Regions from separate parts of the Homo sapiens genome. Here all the other regions are linked to region 4. Evidence: chromatin contacts called from ENCODE Hi-C or POLR2A ChIA-PET data. All regions are on one chromosome and are shown on one strand. The core of a region is the stretch at or near the end of the contact, and the rest is flanking DNA. Distances in the headings are between cores, read along the strand shown.

What was found. A loop is a pair of places that touch in the nucleus more often than their neighbours do. ChIA-PET counts read pairs that join two places held with the same protein, here RNA polymerase II (POLR2A). Pooled maps may share reads with other maps.
Region 1: a pooled map shows a loop between it and region 4 (3-fold over the local background). The contact joins two enhancer-like sites. A Hi-C loop is called at or near these places in 1 of 168 maps with a recorded cell type or tissue (HepG2), 2 of 37 single-sample maps with no recorded cell type and 2 of 50 pooled maps. POLR2A ChIA-PET finds 5 or more read pairs at or near these places in 2 of 52 experiments (H1 and activated T-cell).
Region 2: a map of dorsolateral prefrontal cortex shows a loop between it and region 4 (2.7-fold over the local background). The contact joins two enhancer-like sites. A Hi-C loop is called at or near these places in 4 of 168 maps with a recorded cell type or tissue (ascending aorta, dorsolateral prefrontal cortex and posterior cingulate gyrus) and 13 of 50 pooled maps.
Region 3: a pooled map shows a loop between it and region 4 (5-fold over the local background). The contact joins the promoter of ATP6V0E1 here to the enhancer-like site in region 4. A Hi-C loop is called at or near these places in 2 of 168 maps with a recorded cell type or tissue (IMR-90 and endothelial cell of umbilical vein) and 8 of 50 pooled maps. POLR2A ChIA-PET finds 5 or more read pairs at or near these places in 3 of 52 experiments (WTC11, activated CD4-positive, alpha-beta T cell and naive thymus-derived CD4-positive, alpha-beta T cell).
Region 5: a map of ascending aorta shows a loop between it and region 4 (5-fold over the local background). The contact joins the promoter of UBTD2 here to the enhancer-like site in region 4. A Hi-C loop is called at or near these places in 8 of 168 maps with a recorded cell type or tissue (B cell, CD4-positive, alpha-beta T cell, CD4-positive, alpha-beta memory T cell and 4 more), 4 of 37 single-sample maps with no recorded cell type and 26 of 50 pooled maps. POLR2A ChIA-PET finds 5 or more read pairs at or near these places in 1 of 52 experiments (PC-9).

What each region holds. Positions count from the first base shown.
Region 1 is chr5:172,313,372-172,318,389 of GRCh38, reverse strand. No RefSeq gene overlaps it. Among named protein-coding and RNA genes, the nearest start is that of UBTD2, 32 kb to the right of the region's middle. RefSeq lists enhancers at 2,461-2,550, 2,581-2,670. Within about 2 kb of position 3,474, at least 3 of the 41 ENCODE cell types and tissues checked have a DNase peak (open chromatin) inside an H3K27ac peak, as active enhancers do.
Region 2 is chr5:172,368,922-172,374,352 of GRCh38, reverse strand. It overlaps SH3PXD2B (SH3 and PX domains 2B), which reads left to right. Exons shown (of 13, transcript NM_001017995.3): 6 at 538-563. Among named protein-coding and RNA genes, the nearest start is that of SH3PXD2B, 83 kb to the left of the region's middle. Within about 2 kb of position 3,497, at least 2 of the 41 ENCODE cell types and tissues checked have a DNase peak (open chromatin) inside an H3K27ac peak, as active enhancers do; they include dorsolateral prefrontal cortex, where a contact is called at or near this core.
Region 3 is chr5:172,979,934-172,985,334 of GRCh38, reverse strand. It overlaps ATP6V0E1 (ATPase H+ transporting V0 subunit e1), which reads right to left and starts at 1,564. Exons shown (of 4, transcript NM_003945.4): 1 at 1,371-1,564. The coding sequence starts at 1,474. RefSeq lists a silencer at 1,510-1,689 and an enhancer at 1,455-1,749.
Region 4 is chr5:172,693,935-172,699,125 of GRCh38, reverse strand. LOC107986479 (a long non-coding RNA gene) reads left to right here. Exons shown (of 3, transcript XR_001742997.1): 2 at 1,406-1,550. Among named protein-coding and RNA genes, the nearest start is that of MIR5003, 34 kb to the right of the region's middle. RefSeq lists enhancers at 1,190-1,249, 1,320-1,479. Within about 2 kb of position 2,528, at least 13 of the 41 ENCODE cell types and tissues checked have a DNase peak (open chromatin) inside an H3K27ac peak, as active enhancers do; they include ascending aorta and dorsolateral prefrontal cortex, where a contact is called at or near this core.
Region 5 is chr5:172,280,673-172,285,485 of GRCh38, reverse strand. It overlaps UBTD2 (ubiquitin domain containing 2), which reads left to right and starts at 1,722. Exons shown (of 3, transcript NM_152277.3): 1 at 1,722-1,890. The coding sequence starts at 1,821. RefSeq lists enhancers at 445-1,044, 1,045-1,645 and a silencer at 1,220-2,129.

The DNA.
Region 1 (5,018 bases), core at 2,225-4,724, 380 kb after region 4:
TAAATGTGAGACAATGTAATATGGTAACCAATTTGAGTTTCGGCAGATCTAAATTTTTGCCCTTAACGTGAAGACATAGTAGCACCTGCCTCATGGGGTAGTATAAGGATTACATGAGTTAATAGATGTAAAGTAGCTAGAAAGTGCTAGCACTGAAGTAAACTTCAGTTGATAGTAGCCTATCATTATCACTGTTATTGACATAATTTTAATAAAATTCGTTTGTATATAATTAGCTTTTGCTTACATATATTAATTACATGTCTGCATACATATACACAGACACACACATGAATTATCAAATACTTATATATGGTGGACATTTGTGATTTTAGCCACCCGTAATCTATTTTCCTTTCTTCAGGTAGTATTGCCCTCATTTTCCTTTGAGGAACCTCTTTTCCCTCTACTCTCAATCCATGTGATTTAGATGGGGCTAGCCTCACTCCTTGGTCCAAGAATGGGCATGTGAACCAGACCTCGCCAACCAGTACAGCCCAGTCTCCTGGCTACAACACGTGGCTCAGTCATGGACAGATGACCCAAGCCAAACCAATGAGACTTGATCCTTAGACCTTTGCTGGAGATTCTGAGGAAGAGGAGCTCTTTTTTTTTTTTGAGACGGAGTTTCACTCTTATTGCCCAGGCTGGAGTGCAATGCACGATCTCTGCTCACTGCAACCTCTGCCTCCTGGGTTCACCCGATTCTTCTGCCTCAGCCTCCCAAGTAGCTGGGATTACAGGCGCGAGACATCACGACCGGTTAATTTTTTGTATTTTTAGTAGAGACGGGGTTTCACCATGTTGGCCAGACTGGTCTCGAACTCCTGACCTCAGGTGATCCACCACCTCTCTCCCACTCCGCCTCCCAAAGTGCTGGGATTACAGCTGTGAGCCACCGCGCCCAACCTTGGGGAGCTCTTTTCTACTGTACTTGCCAAGCTGGCTGAATTTAGCCTACAGATGCTAGTAACCATATTGGTCATCTCAAGCGCAGAGCTTGCAGGAGAACAAAGCCTAATACAAAGGAAAGCAGAACAAAAATAGAGTGTAGGTGACACTGTTTGAAACTCTGCATCCAGCTGTGCCTGAAGGTGAATCAATGAACCAGCGATTTTCTTAAGTGACTGGGTTAAGTTTCTGTCACTGGCCACAAAAGAGTCTTAATAAACATATGGATTCAGGGAGCATGTTTATTTTCAATTTTTTTTTTTTTTTTTTTTTTTTTTGAGACGGAGTCTCACTCTGTCACCCAGGCTAGAGTGCAGTGGCGCGATCTCGGCTTACTGCAAACTCCGCCTCCCGGGTTCACGCCATTCTCCTCCCTCAGCCTCCCTAGTAGCTGGGACTACAGGCGCCTGCCACCACGCCCGGCTATTTTTTTTGTATTTTTAGTAGAGACGGGGTTTCACCGTGTTATCCAGGATGGTCTCCATCTCCTGACCTCGTGGTCCTCCCGCCTCAGCCTCCCAAAGTGCTGGGATTACAGGCGTGAGCCACCATGCCCGGCCCAATTTTTTTTTTTTTTAACCAGGCTGTTGCCGGGCACCGTGGCTTGTGCCTATAATCCCAACTCTTTGGGAGGCCGAGGTGGGCAGATCACCTGAGGTTGGGAGTTTGAGACCAGCCTGACCAACATGGAGAAACCCCATCTCTACTAAAAATACTAAATCAGCCAGGCATGGTGGCGTATGCCTGTAATCCCAGCTGCTCAGGAGGCTGAGGCTGGAGAATCGCGTGAACTCGGGAGGCGGAGGTTGCGGTGAGCCGAGATGGCGCCATTGCACTCCAGCCTGGGCAACTAAAGCAAAACTCCACCTCAAAATATATATATATAACAAAATAAAGTCAGGCTGTTAAAGGAAAAACTTGAGCTGAATTAAATTTAAGAGAGTTTAATTGAGCAAAAAACAATTCACCAATCAGGCAGCCCCAGAATCACAGTAGATTCAGAGAGACTCCAGGGATGCCTCATGGTCAGAACAAATTTATAGACAAAAAAAGGGAAGCGACATACAGAAATCAGAAGTGAGGTACAGAAACAGCCGGATTGGTTACAGGTTGGCGTTTGCCTTATTTGAACACAGTTTGAACACTCAGCAGTGTATGAGTGGTTGAAGGATGGCCACTGGGATTGGCCAGGACTCAGCTATTGTTACAGGCGCATACTCCTAAGTTAGGTTTTCAATCTTGTCTACTTACTAAGTTAGGTTGCAGTTTGTCCACAAAGACTCAAATAAAGACGTACAGAATCCTTCTCAGGCCATATGTAGTTTGGTTTCACAAGGCCTATTTAGAGATTACAAATTTCACCAAGTCCATTGAACAACTGGGTATTAAGGGCATTGTGGGGGTGTGCAGGGGACCATAAAGATGAGTAAGACTGTCCCTGACCTCAAGGTTCACCTCTAGAAGGGAATATAGACAAAGCAACTCCACTTTACAGTCATGCTGTTACCGGAAAGGGGTCTCGGTCCCCAAGAGAGGGGTCTCGGTCCCCAAGAGAGGGTTCTCGGATCTCACGCAAGAAAGAATTCAGGGAAAGTCCACAGAGTAGAGTGAAAGCAAGTTTATTAGGAAAGTAAAGGAATGAACGAATGGCTACTCTATAGACAGAGCAGCCCTGAGGGCTGCTGTTTGCCCATTTTTATGGCTATTCCCTGATGATATGCTAAACAAGGAGTGGATTATTCATGCCTCCCATTTTTAGACCATATAGGGTAACTCCCTGACATTGCCATGGCATTTGTATACTGTCATGATGCTGATGGGAGTGTAGTAGTGAGGATGACCAGAGATCACTCTCGTGGCCTTCTTGGTTTTGGTGGGTTTTTGCCGGCTTCTTCACTGCAACCTGTTTTATCAGCAAGGTCTTTATGATCTGTGTTTGTGCTGACCTCCTATCTCATCCTGTGACTCAGGATGCCTTAACAGTCTGGGAATGAAGCCCAGCAGGTCTTAGCCTCACTTTACTCAGCTCCTATTCAAGACAGAGTTGTTCTGGTTCACACACCTCTGACAATATCACGATCCGTGTTGCACTTGAGAGATTATGAGCACAGTAGAAGAACAAAGACAGGGAAGATCAATTCTGACCCAGGGTTGTCTGGGAGAGAAGGGAGTGTGGGTGCTTTAACTGTACAATAATTTCCAGACATTTAACAGTGCTCTCTTGCCTGGATTCTGGAAGTCATTCTGAGAATGCCTGTTTTCATTAGATTTTAATCACCCACAGGTCATATATTCCTTTAACGAATGCCTGATGACACCATGCAGAATGAAATGCGCTTTACTGCCTGCTTGGAATGTGTGCAGGCCTGCCTCATGGACCCCTAGAAGTTTCCTTCCAAAAGCAGTCCAGGTATGGTGAGAGGGAGGAATGGGGAGAACAGAAGCCCTATCTCTTACATACCTATACAGGGAGTGTACAACTCAGTTTGGTCCCTGGCCTCCTGTTGTCAGAGGGTGTGTAATTTCAGCTGGGTGGGGCTATGAGGTAAAGATTTCATGTCTGCCACTGCTTGGCTTTTTTTTTTTTTTTTTCTGAGACGGAGTCTCGCTCTGTCGCCCAGGCTGGAGTGCAGTGACGCGATCTCAGCTCACTGCAAGCTCCGCTTCCCAGGTTCACGCCACTGCTTGCTTTTGAAAGGTCTACCCACCCATAGCTCCAATGCATGAAACGCTTCATATAGCTTTGCTGCTTACAGCTCCTCAGTTACTCCTCACTTGCCGGGGATCAAGCCTAAGCCTTTTTTTTTTTTTTTTTTTTTTGAGATGGCATCTCACTCTGTCCCCCAGGCTGGAGTGCAGTAGCGCGATCTTGGTTCACCGCAACCTCTGCCTCCCGGGGTTCAAGCGATTCTCTCGTCTAAGCCTTCCGAGTAAAAGGGATTACAGGCACCTGACACCACACCCAGCTAATTTTTGTATGTTTAATAGAGACAAGGTTTCACCATGTTGGACAGCCTGGTCTCAAACTCCTGACCTCAAGTGATTCGCCTGCCTCAGCCTCCAGTGCTGGGATTACAGGAGTGAGCCACCTCGCCCAGCCCTAAGTCTTTTAATATGGCACACAAGGATGCTTCTTTATGAGTTAACACTGAGTACTTGGGAGACAAAGACAAATAAAACCTTTCCTACCCTCAAGTGAGAGAAACTCAACTGAGACTTACAGGAAATAAAATTTAAAACTACTGACTTACGAAACTGAAAATTCCACGGGGTAGATTCAAGCATTGCTGAATTTGGCTCAGATTATTTCTCAGGGGTTGGATTCTTCCTCTTTCTCAGCTGTATTTTCCTCTATGTTAGTGTCCCGCTTGGGTAGGCTCTCGCCAACTGGAGAGCAGCCCCAATTTTTTCCCTTTTAGGGACTCCAAGCAGCTGCAAGTTTACTTCCTCCAAAATTCATGGGCAGAAGAAAAGGCTCTTCTAAACAATTGGTTGGCAGGGCATGGTGGCTCATACCTGTAATCCCAGCACTTTGGAGGCCAAGGCAGGTGGATCACTTAAGGTCAGGAGTTTAAGGCCAGCCTGGCCAACATGGTGAAACCCTGTCTCTACTAAAAATACAAAAATTAGCTGGGTGTGGTGGCAGGTGCCTGTAATCCCAGCTACTCGGGAGGCTGAGGCAGGAGAATTGCTTGGACCCGAGAAACAGAGGTTGGAGTGAGCCAAGATCGTGCCACTGCACTCCAGTCTAGGCAACAGAGTGAGACTCCGTCTCAAAAAAAAAAAAAAAAAAACAAATTAACAATTTATTGGTTATTTGGGGAGTTGTTTCAGGAGTTTATTGTTTGTTTTTTAAAGTCCTGGATCTGCCTCTTCTTAGCTTAGTTGAATCACATGACCATCCTAGAGCAATCCTGGGTTTGGGATGCACTGATTGGCTTGAGTCTGAGACTTGGGACCACGCTGGAGTGGGGAAGAAGTGGGCTCCACCAGAATCAGATGGACTAAGAGTCATAGATGGGAGGAACTGGCTCTTCAGAGGGAATTCTGGCCTTCACTACTGGAGG
Region 2 (5,431 bases), core at 2,248-4,747, 330 kb after region 4:
ACTCACTATTCATTATTCCCTGTGAATTCTAGCCCATAGTAGTGTCCCCTCTCACCACTTGGGAGGTGCACTGTGTTCACTGCTGTCCAAACTTCTGCCCAGTTTTAATGTGTTCCCTGTACACTTACTGCCAAGCACTTTCTGCCCCATGTCTATGGCTTAGGGGACCCCAAGAAATGGGGCAGGGACCTCTGCTGTGCCTGATGAGGTAGGCATCAGGCTCAGTGCAGTGTGAGGACCTAACTCCTATTTTCAAACTGCAATCCCCTTCGGCTCCTCCCCAGGGCTTCCAGTCTACAAATAAATGGAGACACTGGTCCCCAGGGCACCAGAGCACTTATCAGGCAAAGGGGGAAAATTAAGAGAAGTTCTTTCTCTTTGAAGAAGTCAGGGTTCCTCTAGTTGGCCTGGATTTTATTCATTCACTGATGATGTTGTGGGGGGTGGAGAATCTCAGTTTCCCGGCAGAATAACTCACGTCAATACATGGCAAGTACTGACTCGTTACTCTTCCCACCCCCTTTCTTTCCTGTACAGGGAGCACATTGGGAAAAAGAAATCTGGTAAGAATATTTTCTATTTTCTTCTCTTCGTTCAGTTTTCGGCAAACTCCAGCCGAGCACCAACTGTGCACCAGGCTCTGGGTTCCATGCTGAGGATACAGTGATGTGGATGGGTGGATGGTTGGCAGGAGGGAGGGAAGGGAAGGAGGGGTGGCTGAACTGGTGGAGGGATGGATGGATGGATGGATGGATGGATGGATGGATGGATGCTTGATTGATTGGTTGATACCCCATCCCATTTCCCAAAAATAGTATTTGAGGTTGTTTCATCCAATATACCAAAAAACTGCCAAGTGGTTGAGACTTGGAGTCTTTCTCAGAGAATGCCTTCATGGAGAAGGGGAGGCAGACTTCTTCCTAGCCATGCTATCGGGAGTTAAATGCCTTTGTTCCACTTTATACAGAGCAATATGGTAGCTGAGAGCTAAGAGCATTCTTCTCAGGTGTGATAAGGGATCGGAAAGGAGGGACCCTGGGTCTTGATGAAGGATCAGAAGGTTTCCATAGAATGAGGGGCATCCCGGGCTGAGGGGATCGCCAGGCACAGGCTGGGAAGCAGGAATGTGCGGTAGATTTGGGCCATGTCCATTTGACATCCTTGGCGCCAGACCCCAGCCCTTTTTGGGCAATGACAGATGCAGCGTCAAGCGACTCCCGTCCCTATTGCCATTCTCCCTAAAATACATTATATTCCCTCCTAATAAGCTTTCCATTTCCTGGATGACACAACTCTTCTCTCAGAAGCAATTATGGAGAAAGAGAAGGTGGGAAATTGCGTATGCACAGAGGAATAATTGAGCTCTCCCCTGGGGTTTATACATTTATATAAACAGTGGCCCAACTTTTTCTTCCTGCCACCCAAGATCATCCTCCACATCTGCAAAGGCCCCGGCCCATACCTTACCTGGAGCCAATGTGGACTTCGGAACTTCCAGAATCCAGCGCTCTTTAATTTCCTAGGGTGCCAGGAGGTTTGAAGGGGTTGATGAGGATCAGGGGTGCGAACAGAGATCCTAGAAGTGAAAAAGGATACCCCCTCTCATGGGCCTCAGTTTCCTTATCTGTAAACTGGGGTTGATATAGCAATCTGCCTTGTGGGATTATTATAGGATTTATAATCATATTTGTAAGGCACCTAGAATAGTGCCTGGCACATTGTCAGTAATGTATGCTTGATGCCGTTTTTATTACTACTACTGTTACTTAAAATACATGGGTGCCCCTGACCAGCAGTAGTATATTAGTTCATTCTCACACTTCTGTAAAGAAATACCTGTGACTGGATAATTTATAAAGAAAAGAGGTTTCATTGGCTCATCGTTCTGCAGGCTGTACGGGAAGCACAGTGGCTTCTGCTCAGCTTCTGGGGAGGCCTCCGGGAGCTTTCCATCATGATGGAAGGCAAAGGTGGAGCAAGCAGTTTTTATATGGCAGGAGCAGGACCAAGAGAGAGAGGGGCAGTGCTACACACTTTTAAACAACCAGATCTCCTGAGAACTCCATCTCGAGACAGCACCAAAGGGATGGAGCTGAACCATTCATGAAGGACCCACCCCCATGATCCAATCACCTCCCACCAGCCCCCACCTCCAACATTGGGGATTACAGTTCGACATGAGATTTGGGTGGGGACGCAGATCCAAACCATATCAAGTAGAAATTCCAAATTCAAAAGCTCCAGTACCTTTGCTGCCCCTGGGTACGGGCCCTGTGGTCAACTTCACAGGCCCCACAGTCATTCTCTCTGCCTCAGGGAATGGCGTCGAGAATTAACTTCAGCCTTTTCCCAACCAGTCCATTTATAGCTCCTCTTTCTAGTTTAATAGGTACTGGCCAGAGCCATGGCATCCTGCTAAAGCTGCAAATAGTTCCCGAGCCCCGGGGATAATTATATGTTTCTCAGAAAAGAGCAGAGAGAAGAGGAGCTGCCACTCTTGGGCTGGCAGAGTTTCTGGTTTCGAGTATGCAGAGACTTTCCCTAGAAGGAATGGGTGTGGGAGGGTAGAGAAGAGAGGAAAGAGACAGCTCTGGTTTGTGACAAACACAAATGTCCAGTCGGAACGGGCTTGATGAGGGGATTTGTCTGGAAAAGGGAGAAAAAGCTCTAATTTGTGGTGACTGCTGTTACGTCATTCACCTGAAATGATGGGGATGGATTTATTTATAGTTCAACTGGTTGGAAAATAGCATCTTTCTTCATTCAAACTAAGAATCCAAGCTGGGATTAGCCTTATATCTTATGTGACCTTTGAACACTTCCTTTATTTTAGAATAAGCCTTTTGGATTGAATTTTGAAGGGATCTAACATTGACAGACTAACTCCTGAGATTTCTACACCAAAACTCTGCTTTGGAGAAGGCTTATCTGCCTCTGGCGTTTCCCAGTCATGGCTGGCTGGCTGGCTCCTACAGACTTTGGCTAATGTGGTCTCAAATTCTGCTCATCCTGCAGAAAATGAATCTTCTCACTAAAAGTCAAGAGATCATGCAATTATTTGAGGAACATATTTCTTCCTGATTTTTCTAACCTTTACTTAAAAGCATTCTTTGTTTACTGACTCTTTCAGCAAGATTGACAGTATAGTGAATTTTTGGAAGGAAAATCCCCTTTACCCTTCATCTTAAAAATTCAAGACATGTCATCATGAAGAAAAAATATGCCCAAACAGAAAACTTCTGTGGTAGATAAGGCACTGTACCTCTTGAGAGTATTTTATAACACTTGATAATAAAAATCACCCTTCCAATGTCAGACTTTCCTCTTTCTCATCCCCTCTTCTCTCATATTTCCTGCTGGGCCACAAAAGTGATAATCCTTGCCTAGGAATCCTTTGATTTCACACTTGGCAACTCCTAGAATTTAGCTTTAGTTGCCTGCCGCAACATTTAGAGATTGCAATTATTATGGCATTATAGAGCTTGGCTGCAATATCACGCTCCACCAGTAGGTGTCTTCACTTAACAACTAAACGTCCTGAAGCCTAAGTGGAGACTCCTGGTAGATCAAATGAATGAACCTTTTTTCATCAGTTTCAATAAGTTGAGTGCTCTGAGTGAAATGAAGCAACTTGCTCTGAAAGAACTGGTGCTGAAAAAGCAACTCCATGCATTCTCTGAACCACTTCATGGCAGAGAACTACAGTCTAAGCTACTGCCATGGAAAAACAGCAAGGAGATTGTAGTCTTGGACCTGGCCCCAGAGCAAGTCTTGGAGGAAGTGCCAGCCCTGAGCCCTGTGCCACTCCGGGGTGTGCTCCAGCCAACCCAGAGTCACAGCCCAGAGCGCTCTCCCCTCCTCATTTCCTGGCTCTCTGTCTTGCTTATAGCAAATCTCATGATTCCTTGGTTCTGTCATTCTGTCACTGCTCATAGTTTTGCCAAATCCCATTGGCACACTGGTTAGGAGGGTTAGTGCAGAAACGCCCAGCGCATTCATCAGAGTCCTGAAAATTGTATGTGGTGCAACTGTGCCACCATCAGGTGTTAAAACTGGGTGGCAAAAGTTGAGCTTCTTGGACAGAGTAAACCTGACTTAACTGGATCTTCACTTAACTGAAGCCTTCTTTCTACTTATAGTCAAGAAGGAGTCATCTTTAATTTATAAGATTATAAATTTATAAGGATGCCTGGAGCCTTGTGTAGAGGAGGAAGGGTTTCTAGAAGTCTTCATTTATCCTGTGTTCATTCATCCCACAAATGTCTGTTGTACACCTGTGCTGGATGCTGAATGAACAAGACAGGTACAGTTATTCATTCAATATTTATTTAATGTATAATTAATTTATAATTTATTTAAACACCTACTAGGTGCTTAATAAATACTAAATGAGTAACTATCTGTACCTGGTAGTGCTCTGGGTCCCCAGGTGGAAACCATTCTCACAGTCTGGTAGCAAAGAGACCTGTATAAACAAAACGAAATGTGAAGGAAGGCATTTGAATGCTCCCTGAGATAGGAAGTCATTAAAGCTGGGGCGGGGTGGGGAGGGGTTGGGGTTTTTTTGTTAGTTTGTTTGTTTTTTGAGATGAAGTCTCACTCTGTTGCCCAAGCTGGAGTTCAGTGGTGCGATCTCGGCTCACTGCAACCTCCACCTCCCGGGTTCAAGCAATTCTTCTGCCTCAGCCTCCCGAGTAGCTGGGACTACAGGCACACACCACCATGCCTGGCTAATTTTTGCATGTTTAGTACAGACGGGATTTCATTATGTTGGCCAGGCTGGTCTCAAACTCCTGACCTCATGATCCGCCCACCTCGGCCTCCCAAAGTGCTGGGATTACAGGCGTGAGCCACTGCGCCCGGCAAAGCTGAGTTTTAAACTGTTCCTTCCTTCATTCAGACACTTACTGAGCCCTAGTAAGAAGCCACCCATGTTCTAGGCCAGGGGTTGACAAACTTTCTCTAAAGGGTCAGACAGTGAATATGTTAGCCTTTATAGGCCACATACAGTCTCTATCACTACTACCACCAATAATAATAATAATTCTTTCTCATTTTCTCATTCCTCTTCTCCTTCTTTACAGCTCTTAAAAAATATTTAAAAAAAAAACAAAACAAACAAAACAAAACAAAACAAAAAAAATACATAAAAACATTCAACCAGGCGTGGTGGTTTACACCTGTAATCCCAGCAGTTTGGGAGGCCAAGGTGGGCAGATCACCTGAGGTCAGGAGTTCGAGACCAGCCTGGCAAGCATGGCGAAACCCTGTCTCTACTAAAAATACAAAAATTAGCCAGGCATGGTGGTGCATGCCTGTAATCCCACCTACTCAGGAGGCTGAGGCAGGAGAATTGCTTGAACCCAGGAGGCAGTGGTTGCAGTGAACCGAGATTGCACCATTGTACTCCAGCCTGGGCAACAAGAGCAAA
Region 3 (5,401 bases), core at 315-2,814, 290 kb before region 4:
AAATGTATCCCAGGGAGCAAAAGGGGTTCAGGTCACAAAATATTAGGGAAGTAGTAAAAATCTTTTTCTTTCTTTTTTTTTTTTTTTTTTGAGACGGAGTCTCGCTCTGTCGCCCAGGCTGGAGTGCAGTGGCGCGATCTCGGCTCACTGCAAGCTCTGCCTCCTGGGTTCACGCCATTCTCCTGCCTCAGCCTCCCGAGTAGCTGGGATTACAGGCGCCCGCCACCACGCCCGGCTAATTTTTTGTGTTTTTAGTAGAGACGGGTTTCACCGTGTTAGCCAGGATGGTCTCGATCTCCTGACCTCGTGATCCGCCCGCCTTGGCCTCCCAAAGTGCTGGGATTACAGGCGTGAGCCACGGCACCTGGCCAAAAATCTTTTTCTTTTAATAAAGACAATAGAACTATTCACTCAACAGGTATTTATTGGGTGCCTCCTGTGCATACAAGGTACTATGAAAACCAGGCACTATGAAGCCACCAATTAGGTTCAAGAATAAAGCAAGAGATGGTGTTTCTGACAAACTGACTTCAGTCGAAGTTTCACCTCTCATCATCTTGAACTGAGAAAAAAATGACTGAGAAGCAAAAGAGGAACCAGGAAGAGGGTGTTCCAAGGCTCCTTTGAAGATTAAGCCTCTATTTTATACTACAGTTAAAAAGTTTAATTCCAAAAGAGACAAAGCTCTAACCAACAAAGAAGTCTGGAAAAACAAAATCTTTCTTAGCCAATCATTCTAAGCACTTCTTACACTCACATACAAGAGCCGGAGCGCCCTCCAAAAGGCATGACGCAGGGGTTTCTCAACAATACCTCCTGCTCTTTGGTAATTAATCTCGCTTTAGATCAGGCCCCAACCGCCTCCTGGCGCCCACTAGATGCAAGGCCTGGGCTCAATGTTGTCGAAGGAGCTTGTTCTGTACGCAACCGCGACAGCATGGGAGGCAGAGAAGCCAATTTCTGTTTTATTTATTTGATCCTTAAGTTCAGGCAAACGAGGCCTCATGTGGGTGGAAGGCAGGGCTAAAGGGGGACAGTCGACTAGGGACAAACCCCAGTTTCTCCCAGATTCGGCCTGCTCATTTCCGACTGCACCTCCCCACACAGGACTATGATGAGAAAAAATTCCCCTGAAACTCGTTTCCAAGGGGGGTCCACCAAAGGTCACCCTCCACTCGCTCAGGCCGGAGGACACTGAAGCTGCTGCGAAAAGGAACACAAGGAGTTCCGCCGGGTCGGGGGCCTGACTCTGCAGCGCGGGGGGCGCCCATGCAACGTTCTCTGACCCGTGTGGGGGTCGTGCCTTTCCCCGCCCCGGCCTGCTAGCTCCTCACCGCCCGTTCCTCCCAAGGCGGGCCTCACGCACTTACCCCCGGTTAGGACCCTTAGGGATGAACCAAGGCACCAAGAAGCCGACGAAGCCCCAGAACACGCTCATCACAATGAGAGGCACAGTGAGGCCGTGATACGCCATGGTCGCCGCCTGAGCGCCAACCCCTACCCCGTCGCCTCACTCGGATCCCACCAGGAAGTGTCAATAGCTGACCGCGTGACCAGCGTGTGCAAGCCCCGCCTCCCGCGCCCCCACGTGACCCGCGCGCCGGCCTCCGCCCCTCGGGGAGCCCAGAGGCAGAGCCCCGCCTTCGCCTGGCTGTCTCCTGGCTGCAGCTCCTTGGAGGCATGTCGCTCACCCCAGAGCTAGGGATTCGGTCACCCGGGGCTCAGCAAAGTGTTCTGATGAGAACTTGGCCCTTTTAGACAAAGAGTGTAGTTATCTACAGCCTCATCTACTTATGCAACAGACATAGAGAACTTAACAATAGTTGTCCCTTACTATTCTGAATTCCCGTGTGCCTGGCACTGGGCCATGATCTTTAAGTTCATGAGCCCCAGGCCGGGTGCGGTGGCTCACGCCTGTAATCCCAGCACTTTGGCAGGCTGAGGCAGGCGGATCACTTGAGGTCAGGAGTTCGAGACCAGCCTGGCCAACATGGTGTAACCCTGTCTCTACTAAAAATACAAAAATTAGCTGGGTGTGGTGGTGCGCGCCTGTGGTCCCAGCTACTCAGGAGGCTGAGGCAGGAGAATCAATTGAACTCGGGAGGTGGAGGTTGCAGTGAGCCGAGATTGCGCCACTGCACTCCAGCCTGGGCAACAGAACAACACTCTGTCTCAAAAGAAAAAAAAAAAAGTGCATGAGCCCGTGTTGAACTCCTCACTTCAGCCTATGAGGTAATTGTAATTATTATCCCCACTTTGCAGTTGAAGAAACTGAGGCCCAGGGAAGAGGATAAGGATCTTGCCCAAAGTCACATAGTAAGTGGCAGGGCCAGGATTCAACCCCTGATTATCTGATTTTCAAGGCCAGAGCTCTTAACTAGCGCACCACTATTTATCTTGTGTGCTGTGCCAGGCTCTGGAGTTACAGAAGTCAATCAGGCACCCCTGAGGGAGTTCACATTCTGGGGAGCAGATGACCTTGCAAACAGGCGACTCAATGCAGTGTGAAAGTAAGTGGACGACCCTGCAAGGCTTTCTACCCAACTCGTCCTTGCTGAGCCTTGAAAGACAAGTAGAAATTAGCCAGAATGGTAAGAAGAAAAACAGGCCAGGCATGGTGGCTCACACCTGTAATCCCAGCACTTTGGGAGGCCGAGGCGGGCAGATCACCTGAGGTCAGTAGTTCAAGACTAGCCTGGGCAACATGGTGAAATCCCATCTCTACTAAAAATACAAAAATTGGCCAGGTATGCACCTGTAGTCCCAGCCACTCAGGAGGCTGAGGAACAAGAACCGCTTGAATCCCTGGGAGGCAGAGGTTATAATGAGCTGAGATCGCACCACTGCACTCCAGCCTTGGCGACAGAGTGAAACTCTGCCTCAAAAAAAAAAAAAAAAAGAAAGAAAGAAAAAGAAAGGTAAAACAGTTTTGTTTGTTTGTTTGTTTTTTGAGACAGGGCCTTGCTCTGTCACCCAGGCTGGAGTGCAGTGGTGCTCCATAGCTCACTGCTGCCTGGAACTCCCGGGCTCAAGCCATCCTTCTGCCTCAGCCTCCTGAGGAGCTGGGACTACAGGTGTGCACCACCACACCAGCTAATTTTTAAAATGTTTTGTAGAGACAGAGCCTCGCTATGTTGCCCCGGTGGGTCTTAAACTCCTGGCCTGAAGGGATCCTCCACCTCAGCCTCCCAAAGTGCCGGGATTACTGGCATAAGCCACCGTGCTGAGCTGATAAACAGGGCTTAGAACGCTTGCTGAGAATTTTCACATATGTTAGTTATAGTATGCGCCAAGCTTGGAATAGACAAGGAAGCCAGTTCTCAGAGAGGTTGAGGAGCTTGATGATAAAGCTTACAGGTGAAAGCAAGATAGAAAGCAGGTCTTTAAATGCAATGTGCTTTACCAGGGACCATGGTTTCCTTGCAGTAGCCACATTGCATTAACTCCTGATTTCTTTCATCAAGTAGAATGGATTCCTGTATTAAACGGGAAACTGGACCAATAATCTTCAACATCTGTACCAACTTTTCGGACATGATTCTAAGCCTTTAACCTGATCAGCAATGTAGAAAACTAGTTTGTCTCCTTTGTGCTCATAATGCTTCCCCAAAACTTAGCCCCAGCAGAAATCCTATGGTCCTTAAGTTCTAGCCCAAACACCGCCTTCTCCAAGACCCATTTCATCCTGTTAGCGCATCTCTTTGGCCTTGTTGTATATGTATCTTGACCAACCCTCTACTAGAGGGCCAACTCCTTGAGAATAGGCACTGTTTCACTGATCTTTGTTTCCGGGAGGACTTTATACATAGAATGTGCTCAATAAATAACTGTGCAACTGAATTGAGTAGCTAAGAAGGGATGAGGTCAGAACAAAATTAGAGAAAGAAGTTCATTTCTACTTTCTCCTTCCTTCCTTCCTTCCTTCCTTCCTTCCTTCCTTCCTTCCTTCCTCTCTCTTTCTTTCTTTCTTTTTTCTTTTTTTGATGGAATCTCACTCTGTTGCCCAGGCTGGAGTGCAGTAGCATGACAATGGCTCGCTGCAACCTCCACCTCCCTGGTTCAAGCGATTCTCCTGCTGCAGCCTCCTGAGTAGCTGGGATTTACCAGCGCCCTCCACCACACCAGGCTATTTTTTTTTTTTTGTATTTTTAGGAGAGATGGGGTTTCACCATGTTGGCCAGGCTGGTCTCAAACTCCTGACCTCAAGTGATCCGCCCACCTCGGCCTCCCAAAGTGCTGGGATAATAGGAGTGAGCCACCATGCCCAGCCCCTTTCTTTCTTTTTTTTGAGGCAGAGTCGTGCTCTGTCACCCAGGCTGGCATATGGTGGTACAATCATAGCTTACTACTGCCTTGAACTCCTGGGCTCAAGGGATCTTCCCACCTCGGCCTCCATAGTAGCTAGGACTACAGGCGCATGCCACTATGCTGGCCTAATTGTGTGTGTGCGTGTGTGTGCTTGTGTATGTGTGTGTGTGTGTGTGTGTGTATGTGTGTGTAGAGATGGGGTTTCACCATGTTGCCCAGGCTGGTCTCGAACTCCGGCCTCAAGGAATCCTCCTGCCTTGGCCTCCCAAAATGCTAGGATTACAGGTATGAGCTGCCGCAGTCAGGCCCTTTCCTTTTAAAAATGGTAAAATACAGGTAACATAAAAGTTACTATCTTAACCTTTTAATTTATTTTTATTAATTTATTTAGAGACAGGGTCTCGCTGTCATCCAGGTTGGTGTGGTCTTGGCTCACTGCAACCTTCGCCTCCTGGGTTCAAACGATTCTCCTGCCTCAGCCTCCCAAGTAGCTGGGACTACAAGCATGCACCACCACACCCAGCTAATTTTTGTATTTTTAGTTGGAGACGGGGTTTTACCATGTTGCCCAGGCTGGTCTCAAACTCCTGACCTCAGGAGATTTGCCCGCCTTGGCATCCCAAAGTGCTGGGATTACAGGCGTGAGCCACTGCACCCAGCCCAGAACTTTTTCATATCCCTTCAACAACCACTTCTGGCCAGGTGCAGTAGTGAGACCCCCATCTCTACAAAAAATTTAAACAAAAAATTAGCTGGGCATGATGGTGCATGCCTGTAGTTCCAGCTGCTGCGGAGGGTGAGGTGGGAGGATTGCTTGAGCCCAGGAGGTAAAGGCTGCAGTAAGCTGTGATCACGCCACTGCACTCCAGCCTGGTGATAAAGCAAGACTCTGTCTCAAAAAACAAACAAACAAAAAAACAACCACCTCCCATATTCCACCCCCTAGCCCATGGCAAGCACCATTCTACTTTCTGTCTCTGTGAGTTTGACTACTCTAGATTCCTTCAAGAGGAATCATACGGCATTTGTCCTTTTGTGGCTGGCTTATTCACTTAACATAATATCCTCAAGACTCATCCATGTTGTGCAAGTG
Region 4 (5,191 bases), core at 1,279-3,778:
TAATAACTTTTTTCTTATTATAACAATAAATGTTTCTTATAGAATTTAAAATTTTTCTTACATGTAGAGAAGCAAAAGAAGAAAATTAAACCACTTTTATTTCACCCTCATTGTACTTCCATCCAGATGACTTTTGTTAACATTTTGGTACATTCCTTCAGCCTTTTATTCCCATGACTAATTGTTCATGTATATTTTAATGTTATCATATGGTATATATGATTTTGTAGCTTTTAAATTTTTTTACTTAACAACGTATCGTTAATATTCTTCTCGTACTGAAGTTGGTCCAGGGAGATACAGTCCCAGATCTTGCTGTAAGGCTGGACCTCAAGCTGGGAGAATATGACTCTGGGCACGCCAGGGCTACCGTGTGCAGAGGCAGTGAGAGAGGAGGATGGTGCTATCATCATTCGCAACCCATTTAGTCCAACAGCTTTCAGCACCCCACAGCCAGTAAATACTTTGCACTGAGACTGATACAGGCCAGTTGTGCTGGGTTTCTGCTACTCCTGCTTGAAAGGCGGAACCTACAGAGGTTTCCAATCTACAGAGCTTGTCACAAACCCAGAGCAAACTTCTCTCTTTTTTTTTTTTTGAGACAGAATCTGGCTGTGTTGCCCAGGCTGGAGTGCAATGGTGCAATCTCGGCTCCCTGAAACCTCTGCCTCCTGGATTCAAGCGATTCTCCTGCCTCAGCCTCCTGAGTAGCTGGGATTACAGGCGCCCGTCACCACGCCCGGCTAATTTTTGTATTTTTGGTAGAGACGGGGTTTCATCATTTTGGCCAGGCTGGTCTCGAACTCCTGACCTCAAGTTATCCACCTACCTCGGCCTCCAGAAGTGCAGACGTGAGCCACCGTGCCCTGCCCCAGAGCAAACTTCTTTTGAACCAGCTGGGGCATAAATATCTCAAGCACTGGGGAGGCACTTTTTTTTTTTTGATGGCCAAAGGTGCAGTTTTAGCTGCATTGTCATTTCTGTCTATCTTTGAGGGTTTAAAAATATTGCATTTTCCTCCCCTACTTGTTTTATTCTAATGTGCCCGGCACAGGGTCAGACGTGCGGGTTAAACGGAGCGGGTCAGGTCAGTAGGACCGGAGTAAAGAAACGTCGTGTCCATGTGCCATCCTCCCAGCATTGCAGGGGCGGGGAGATCCTTTCCCAGCCCCAGCCCCAGCCCACCACACCCTCAGCTCCAGTCCACCCCCAAACGCAGACTTGACCCCAGACCCAGACTCAATGTCACCCTGACGTGCCTCCTCAAGGTTACCCAGATCCACAAGGCCATTTGCAGGAGTCTGGCTTCCCGGTCGTTGCGGCTTCTGCAGGATGCGCTCGGGGGGATGGTAGGGGGTGTAAATCTGTCCAGCACCTGGACCTTGACCAATGTCTTTCTGCTCAGGTCTTTGCCACTTCTCACCGTGGCCACTAGAGAGCGACAGTGCTCCATCTTCTAGAAAGAAACCGTCCAATCCCCGCGCCTTCTGCCGAGGAGCCTGGCGAGCCACCTCCCTGAACTTCAGGACTTTCAGTTTCACTCCCTTATGGTGAGGGCGCGGAAAGGGAAGCCCGAGGGGACGGGGCCCTTACCCAGGATCACTCCCAGCCCAGGCCGTTTCATTGCCCTTTGCCTGTCCGTCCATCCTTTCCTGGGAGGCCAAGGGGAGCTTGCCCTGTGGGAGGAAGCCTGCTCAGGAGCGCCAGCCAGCAGGGTCGTGTGAACCTCTTGGAGAAAGGCTGGTTTGTTGCAGAAGGCAAATGTCTCTTGGGACCTTTGCCCCCACCCTGGAGGGCTCCTCCAGCACGGGGCCCATCAGCTTCTGCGTTTGGGCAGCTCCTTTCTGCAGGGAGTGCTCAGGAGGAGCTTCTGCCTGCCAAGGGCTGTCCAGCATCTAAGGTCCAGCTCGGGTAGTACCTTGCGGGAGGCTCCCCCAAGCCGGGTCTGTATTCATAACACCTCCAGATGAAATAACTCCAGGGTGGAAAGATAGCAAGGTCAGCCGGGAGGGATGGCCCTGGAGTAGGTTCTAGACAGCCCTGGGACCACCTGTCAGAGGGACAGAGGCAGAAGGGAGTCTGCCATTGCTCAGAGTCATGTAGGGAACTCTTTTTGTGCTGATCAGGGGTGGGGTGGCACCAGAAAAAGGAGACGGAGTCAGCGTGGGAAACTGCGGGCAGATGGGGAAGCCAGAGAGGGTTCCTGGGAACATCCTGGTGTTTCTTTCCTGGGGTGGCCGTGGCAATCTCTCAGAGCCCCATCTCCATCCCTCTGAGGTGGGGTGGTTGTCCCTGGGGAACCCAAAGTGGGCTTGGGCCAGCGTTGAGGCTGGGGGGGCCAGCGTGGCTGCAGGCAGCTCCCCGCTCAGCTCAGTTGGGGAAGGCTTGGTGCTTCCCACGCCCCTCCTGGAATGCGGGGCTGCTCCTGGGAGTTGAGCAAAAGTGTGGCTTTCCCCTTGGAGTCTGAGGTCGGTCAGCCTCCCAGGCCTGGGGCCAGCGCTCTTGACTGGGAACCAAGACAAGCAAGGGGCGGGGGCCTGGGCCAGCCCCGAGGCCTGGCACGACCCCACCAGCAGATCACCACTCCGGTTCATTCTTTGTGGAAGGGAGGTGTGCTAATGCCAGAAATTCCACGCTGGGTGTGGGTGAGGGGTGTACACACTAAGACTCTCCTGTTTGGTAGACCCTGTGTTGGGAGCCGGGGATGCGCCGCGTCACCTGCAGATGCTGCTGACAGTGTCGCAGGGCAGGCTCACTGAGGTGGCACGGGAGGCCCAGGAGGTTGTAGGAGGATGGAGGCAGCCCCTGGCCCAGATGGGACAGGGGAGGGCATGGGCGAGGGGTAGCTGGTGTAGCAGGGTCTAGAATACTCCTAAAAAACATTTAGCACCTGCTATATGCCAGCCACTTTCTGACACAATTTGACACCCCTCTTCCTTCGAAGCTGCAGAAACTGAGGTTCAGAGAGGGTATGTAACTTGCCCAAGATCCCACAGCACAGGCAGGCCTGTCCCCTCAGCTGGAGGGAACTCACCCACCACACTAGACCCCATCACACTGGAAACCCCAGCTCAGAGCTAAGATGCCAGGATGCAGCCTCCTAAGGGCTGAGGGAGGGTGTGGTCTTACAGGGCCCACGTAGGGGCCACGAGGGGGAGGCTCAGAAGGGGGCATCCCCATCGTGCAGCTACAGGGGGCACATTCACGTAAAGTTTGGTATGTGAGAGGCACCCTTAGGAAGCCCAGTGGGGAGGGCAGGTCCTCTGCTGGCTGGGGCAGAGCATGGATGTGAACTCAGTTAGGCCGGCCCAGCCCTCCTAAGCAGGCCCACATGCTCCTGAAAGGATGGCCAAGGTCTTCGCTGGCCAGTCGGAGAGTCAGGAGAGTCAGGCTGTCTGTCTGGGGAGAAGGGTTTAGACCTGGGAAGGCCCAAGCTGAGAGGGGAGGAGGCTGACGAAAGGGGATCAGGCTGCCTGAGGCATTTCGTTTTGATGCATCTCCTCCCCAACACACCCCACTGCTGGGCTTCTGGAAGCTTCTCCATAGGTGTATTTAACAGCCAAGGTCGGGGTTCTGTTCCCATAGCTCGATGCCTGGAATAATCGTGTTTTCCACATCCCTGTGTGGGAGCTTCCAAGAGCTGGGAGATCAGAGCCTGAAGGGAAAAGCAAATATTCCCTGTCCCTGGAATTGAACGGATAGGCATTGTGTGAGTCAGGACACAGCTGATGTTCTTCTAGAAAAAGCCCTTCGAGGTGCTGAATCTGGCTGTTTTTTTCTTGTCCTTTTCTTCTTACTCTCCTTCCTCCTTTCCCTCCCCCTCCTCCTGACAATGTACCCACAGACATGCTGTGATGTGGTGGAAAGAGCCAGGCCTGGTTCAAATCCTGGCCCCACAGCTCCTAAGCAGTGTGATGTGGGGCAGCCCCTTCCCCTCCCTGTAAAATGGGACCGTAATACAATGGGTGGCTGGTGGGAGTCTGTGAAATCACAGCTGCAAATGTTCTAGGCCCATTTGCACTTGGGAACCAGGGGGTCTAGGTCCAAGGACATAATTACAAACAGAAAGCGAAGAAACTTTTTGTCTTTGAGAGGCCATATAAAGTAGGAGAAAGTTACTGATTCCTTCTCAGTCTTGGCTTCTTGCCTGTAAAATGAAGGTAATGATGGAGCCACTTCAGAGAACTGTTGTGAGGATTTACTGATGTCATGGATGTCCTTTGCACACACTAAGTGCTTATTAAATGATCTGGTATTATTATCTTTCTGGAGGATTTCTTGTCCTGCAGGAACTCAGGGAATGAGAAAAAGGGATTTGCATGCACAATAGTGAACCCCCACCGCACCAGGCTAGGTGCACCGCAGGTGGCAGGGGCTGGTGAGGGCCAGCGCACGGGCTGTGTGCACTGCAGCATGGGAGGAGGAATTGGATGTGCCAGGGAACATGGCTCAGGTGTTGGTAAGAACACACAGGGCCAGGAGAAAGAAGGATGCCTAACTGCATCGCTAAATGATCCCGAGCCCTCGTGGCCTGAATTGGATCGTTCCCACAGCTTCAGAAGTGCACTGGTCTAAACATGTCTGTTTAGGGGTCTGCCTTCCCCTCCAGATTGGTTGGTTCTTGAGGGTAAGGGCCATACCATACCTAGTTTTGTATCAGGTGTGGGCATGTGACAGGTTCAGGGATTGAGCTTTTGATCCAAGGAGTCAAAGGAGAGACAGCACTGGGACTTTTCCCGAAACTTTTTTAAAGGGTCACTAAACTGGCATGATATGAGTCACTGGAGGTTGTTCTGGTTGCTGCAAAGGGAGAGTCTGCCTGAGAGTGCCATCAGCTCAGAGGAAGGCAGAACTGAGAGACAGAGGCAGAGGCCTGACAACATCATGTGAATACCCGGATCTAGCTGTTCCTGAAGCTAGACTGATCTGTTCTGGGCGTGAGTCAGTACATTCTGCCCGCTCTTTTTTTTTTTTTTCTTAAATTGGGTTTCAGTCTCTTACAATGCAGTGGGCCTAGATTAATATGACCTTTTTTTCTTTTCTTTTTTGAGATAGAGTTTTGCTCTTGTTGCCCAGGCTGGAGTACAGTGGCACGATCTCAGCTTACTGCAACCTCCGCCTCCTGGGTTCAAGCCATTCTCCTGCCTCAGCCTCCTGAGTAGCTGGGATTACAGGTGCACACCACCACACC
Region 5 (4,813 bases), core at 473-2,972, 410 kb after region 4:
GGACAATACTAATTCTTCAGGATGAGTTTAATATAGCAGATTTCTATATCTCACGACATTTCTGTGTTTTAACCTAAGTGTAGGTTTTGCTTGTCTACTGTCTTTTTATCAAATGAATACAGAGATCTAAATCTTTGTATAATAGCTTGATCTATTTCTGTGAGCTAGATTTCCAGATGTGGAATAATCCCGAGTCAAAGGATATGAACATTTTTAAGGCTCTTGATCTGCATTGCCAAATTGCTTTGCAAAAAAGATTGAACCAATTTACACTCCCACCAGCAATGTATGAGAATATATTTAAATGCAAATCCCAAGCTGCAGAGCATCTCTTTCTTAGGTATTTCAACTTAAAAAATTTTTTTTCGTGCTAAGCAAAAGCTGACCCAGGATGTTAAAAAAAGAAAGTCTGATATAAAAATGGAGCAGATAGTTAAAACAGCTTCTTAGGCAGAAATAAGCTTTAGAAAGTCCCAAGCAGGATGATAACAATTTTAAGGCATCATAGCACGAAGCACAATTCTAAAGGGACCATTAACAATTTGGCTGAGATTGGAAAAGTAACCGCCAAGAATGTTGGGCGTGGTCAATGTCCCAAATTCTAGATTCGAAAAGGCAGGGTGTTTCACTCATTTACACTTCACTTTGGCCTAAGGACGATTTAAGATACCCAAAGGCAGGATCTTGATAAGTAGTATTGTTTGAATCATTAATCCCGTGAAAATGAAAGAAACCCACGCCCCCTGAACTAAGGTCAGCGTTTATCTCTTCTTTCCAGGCGTTCCATCAGGACGCCTCGCCTCTAATCTCAGTTTGGTTTGCCACAACCACTGCCTCCACCCCTAATAATGGGGCCCCATGATTTTAGGGAAGACGGGGGTGGGCAGGCAAGAGGAAGCCCAGATTCGGGGTACCAACCCACGGAGCGCCATACAAATTCAAAGGGCGCTGGGACCTCAACGTTCGGCCAGGACACTCTCCCCCGAGCCCCCGTTATTTGGGAAACCGCCCCGTCCCCGCCTGCGAGTCTTCCACGACTACTTCTCGGTTCCCCCGTGCGACCCGCTTCCACCAGCAAGAAGGAGCCGACGGCCGAGGAGCCAGGAACTCGATTTCGCCCCTTCCCACTCCTCTTTTCTCACTTTTGTTCGGCTTTTTCCTGCTTTCCCTCCCTTCTTCCCTCTCCTTTCTTCTTCCCGTCCTCCCTCTCTCCTCCTCCCCTCGCCTCCAGTCCTCCCCCCGCCTGCAGTCCTCCCCCCACCTAGCCCCCTGCGTCCCCTCCCCCGCCTCACCCTCGCCCCGCTCCGCTCGCAGCCCCGCCCGCAGCCAATCAGAGCGCGGCCTCCGGTGGCCCCGCCCTTCTCCGGCGATTCCGGGCGGGCCGGGCCGAGCCCAGGCCGTGGGTGCGGAGGGCGGCGCCGCGGGCCGGGGGCCGATGGGTCCTGGCGGACGCGAGGCGCCGGCGCGGGGCTCGCCTGGACTCGGGTGTGCGGGGCTGTGAGGGGGCGAGGCGGGCGCTGCGGCCCGCCCGGGATGGGCCAGCCCTGGCCTGGCGGGGCTGAGCCGAAGGCGAGGGCGGCGCGCGGGCCAGGCCTGCCGGGCGGGCGGCCCGGGGGTTGAGGTAGAAGTGGGCGCGGAGGAAGGGGCCGAGCCAAGGCGGTGGGTGGAGCGGCGAGGGGGGCGGAGGCTGGGCCGCGGCGGGCGAGCGGAGCGGCGCGCCTGTCCGGAGCTCGGCGGTGGCGCCGGAGGAGGCTGCAGCGGCGGCGGCGGCGGGCCCGGACGAGCGTCCGGAGGTGGCGGACGAGGCGCCGGGGGCCCCCATGGGCGGGTGTGTGGGCGCCCAGCACGACTCCTCGGGCAGCCTCAACGAGAACTCGGAGGGCACCGGAGGTAGGTGAGCGCCAGGGGGCAGCCTCGGCCCCCCATTGTTCCCGGCCAGGCCCGGCCACCTGTCCCGACCCCCGCGGGCCGCGCCGGGCCCCCGCGCCCCTTTGTCATCCCCTCTTCCACGTCATTCCCCGCGCTCCGCTTCCGGCTGTCCTGCCAGCCGCGGGGGTCGCCCCTTCCCGCCCCAGCCCTGAAGAAAAGTCCTCTGAGCGCCGGGGACGTAGCCCTTGGCCTCGCCGACCGCCCCGCTCGGCTCGGGGAAGTCGGACCCGAAGCTGCCCTTCTGGCCACCTCACTCCCTCTCCAGGCCGTTTAATTATTGAGGATCAGGATGGCGGCGCCGGGGTTGCAGAAAAGCGAATTGATGGCGGGGGGAGGGAGCTTGATGCGTTCCCTCCGACGGGCCCCGCCACATCTTTCCGCACCCTTCCTTGTTCTGTGGAGTTGGCTGGTCTCAGCTTTCCTGAGTTTCAGATGACAGCTGCCCCGGTTGGTTCCAGATTGGCCATTTAAACCTGCGAGTTTCTGGAGCTCGGCTGGAGGAGTCTCCAGTGGCCGCAGGCATTGTATTAAGGAGGGGTGGGGAAACGGTCTTCCCGGGTAAAACGTGGCTCCTAGCTAGAGCTTGGGGGTGTTAGGCCGGTGTGCTGTCGGGGTGGGCTAATCACATTCCCATCTGTCTTACGTAGAAGGAAAATATGTAGGATAAAAGTACAAGTGCAGTTGGACCCTGACTTACCCCACCCAGTAAGATCAGTACTTTAAAAGTTTTCTAACACGGGAACGCACTCCTACTTTATAGTAAAAGCGTGCTGAGGATAGGTATTTTAATTCAATCAGTAGTAGTTGTAGTATGGCAGTATAATAATAAAATTAGTTCTATCTTTATTTAAGTGACCTTTGGTTACGTCCATTCTGTAGAATATTTTAGTGATAAACAGCCTTTAGGCAAAGATGACAGCGTTGGTTTGATTTGTGACCTAATGTTAGCTGCCTTAAAATGTGCATGTCTGTAAATTTTTAAATTGTTTGGGTATGGGAGGGTTTACAACTTTTTCGTAGCATACTAACATTTAGACCAGTTGCTTGCCCTGTCACTTAAGCTCTCTTCACAAACCATGTACACCTAAGTTTTTTGGCTAATGGATTTCCTGAATTCCATGATGGTTAGCCATGCCACTTTATTAAAATCTGTGGGTATCCTGTATGACTAAATCCTGGGTAAATAACTTGAGAACTCAGTGGAAGTTGTCTTGAAAAAGTCCATGAAAATGCTACTTTATAGTGTATTTTATGTCGTAGCATTATTACTGGCATATTGAGATCCTCAGTGACAACAAAGCAGGAAGATAAAAAGGGCACGATTTAAAACAGCCTTGGGTTAAGGTGAAATTGAAGGATCAAAATGAATCTTCCTCTAATTGTGTTGATCATTAATGATTCTGAAATATATTAGTATTTGTTATCGCTAGTGTTTAGTTTTAATTAAATTTTTTTCACACTCATTTTAATATTGTCATAAGCATTTTGCTCTTCTCCGTAATGTATGTGGATTAATTTATTTAAGCCTTTTGGTAGTGTGACTTATGACCAGACAGGCATTATTAATATGGGCTTTAAAAAGCGTGAAATCTTAGCTTTGGGTAATTTATTACCGGTGGTATCCAGTTAGATAGCTATAGTATCAGTTTCTTTGAGGACTGAGTTCTCTGGACCGTAAGCTCTGCTGTACATGAAGTTTAGAAAAAGGAACATTAACCACCAAACGTCTTTATTTTCTTTTGGAGAGAGGACATGGGCCCTGATGTAACTGGGGTCAGGGAAGAGGCTCTTGTACTAAAAGGATTATTTCTGGAATTTGATTATGGACGCTTTTATTCTCCATTATTGTCATGATAATTAAGAGTTAATTGTGGTTTAGTGAAATTAACTCAGGTGTGTTGCAGGTTAACATATAAAAAAAATTATTGCTTAATAAGTAGATTGTTGGGAAGGGAAAGACTTTTTCCTAAGGGTGTTGGCACAGATCCCTAGCTTTTCAAACATACTGTGGTAGTGAGTTAGGTTTGGGGGATGTGTGGAGGGCTTGGTTTGGTTTCTCGAGACAGGTTCTTGCTTTATCGCCCAAGCTGGAGTGCAGTGCCAGATCACAGCTCACTGCAGCCTTGACCTCCCAGGTACAAGTGATCCTTCTACCTCAGCCTCCCAAGTAACTGGGACCACGAGGTGCATGCCACCGCACCCGGCTAATTTTTAAAAAATTTTTAGTAGAGGTGGGTTTTGCCGTGTTTTTAATCTGAATGTGTTGGGTTATGAAAGTTGTTTTATCAACATGGAGTCTTCACATGCTTCTTACAACGGATTTAAACTTTCCATGACAGATTTAATTACATTCACCAACCAGGCGGGGTGGCTCATGCCTGTAATCCCAGCACTTTGGGATGATGAGGCGAGAGGATTGCTTGAGCCCCAGGAGTTGGAGACCAGCCCAGGCAACATAGTGAGACTCTGTCTTTAAAAAAATAAACAAAATAATTACATTCACAGTGTTGTGCAAACATCACCATTTTAGAATAGCTTGACCCTTTCTAAATATCAGCCAGCCTTAGTAAGAAAAAGATTTTAAAAAAATCTTTTGACCATTTGAAATACTATACTTTCCTTTTTCCCTCTGAATCCATCTCTTATGTATGCAAGTAATTATGTGTATATCAATAAAACCTTCCTTATTAGGTGTATTCTTTGAAGGAATTTGGGAGATTTTTATAAGAGACTGTAGAATATGGAAGTGGCTTAATTCACATTATAAGCTTTGCATTATCTATTGTTTTGGGATTAATTGTTGTATTTTCCTTTGGCATATACCTTGCCTAGAATTTAGTTCTTGAGCTCCAGCTACTTAGGCTTTTTTCAAATAAAAAAACTT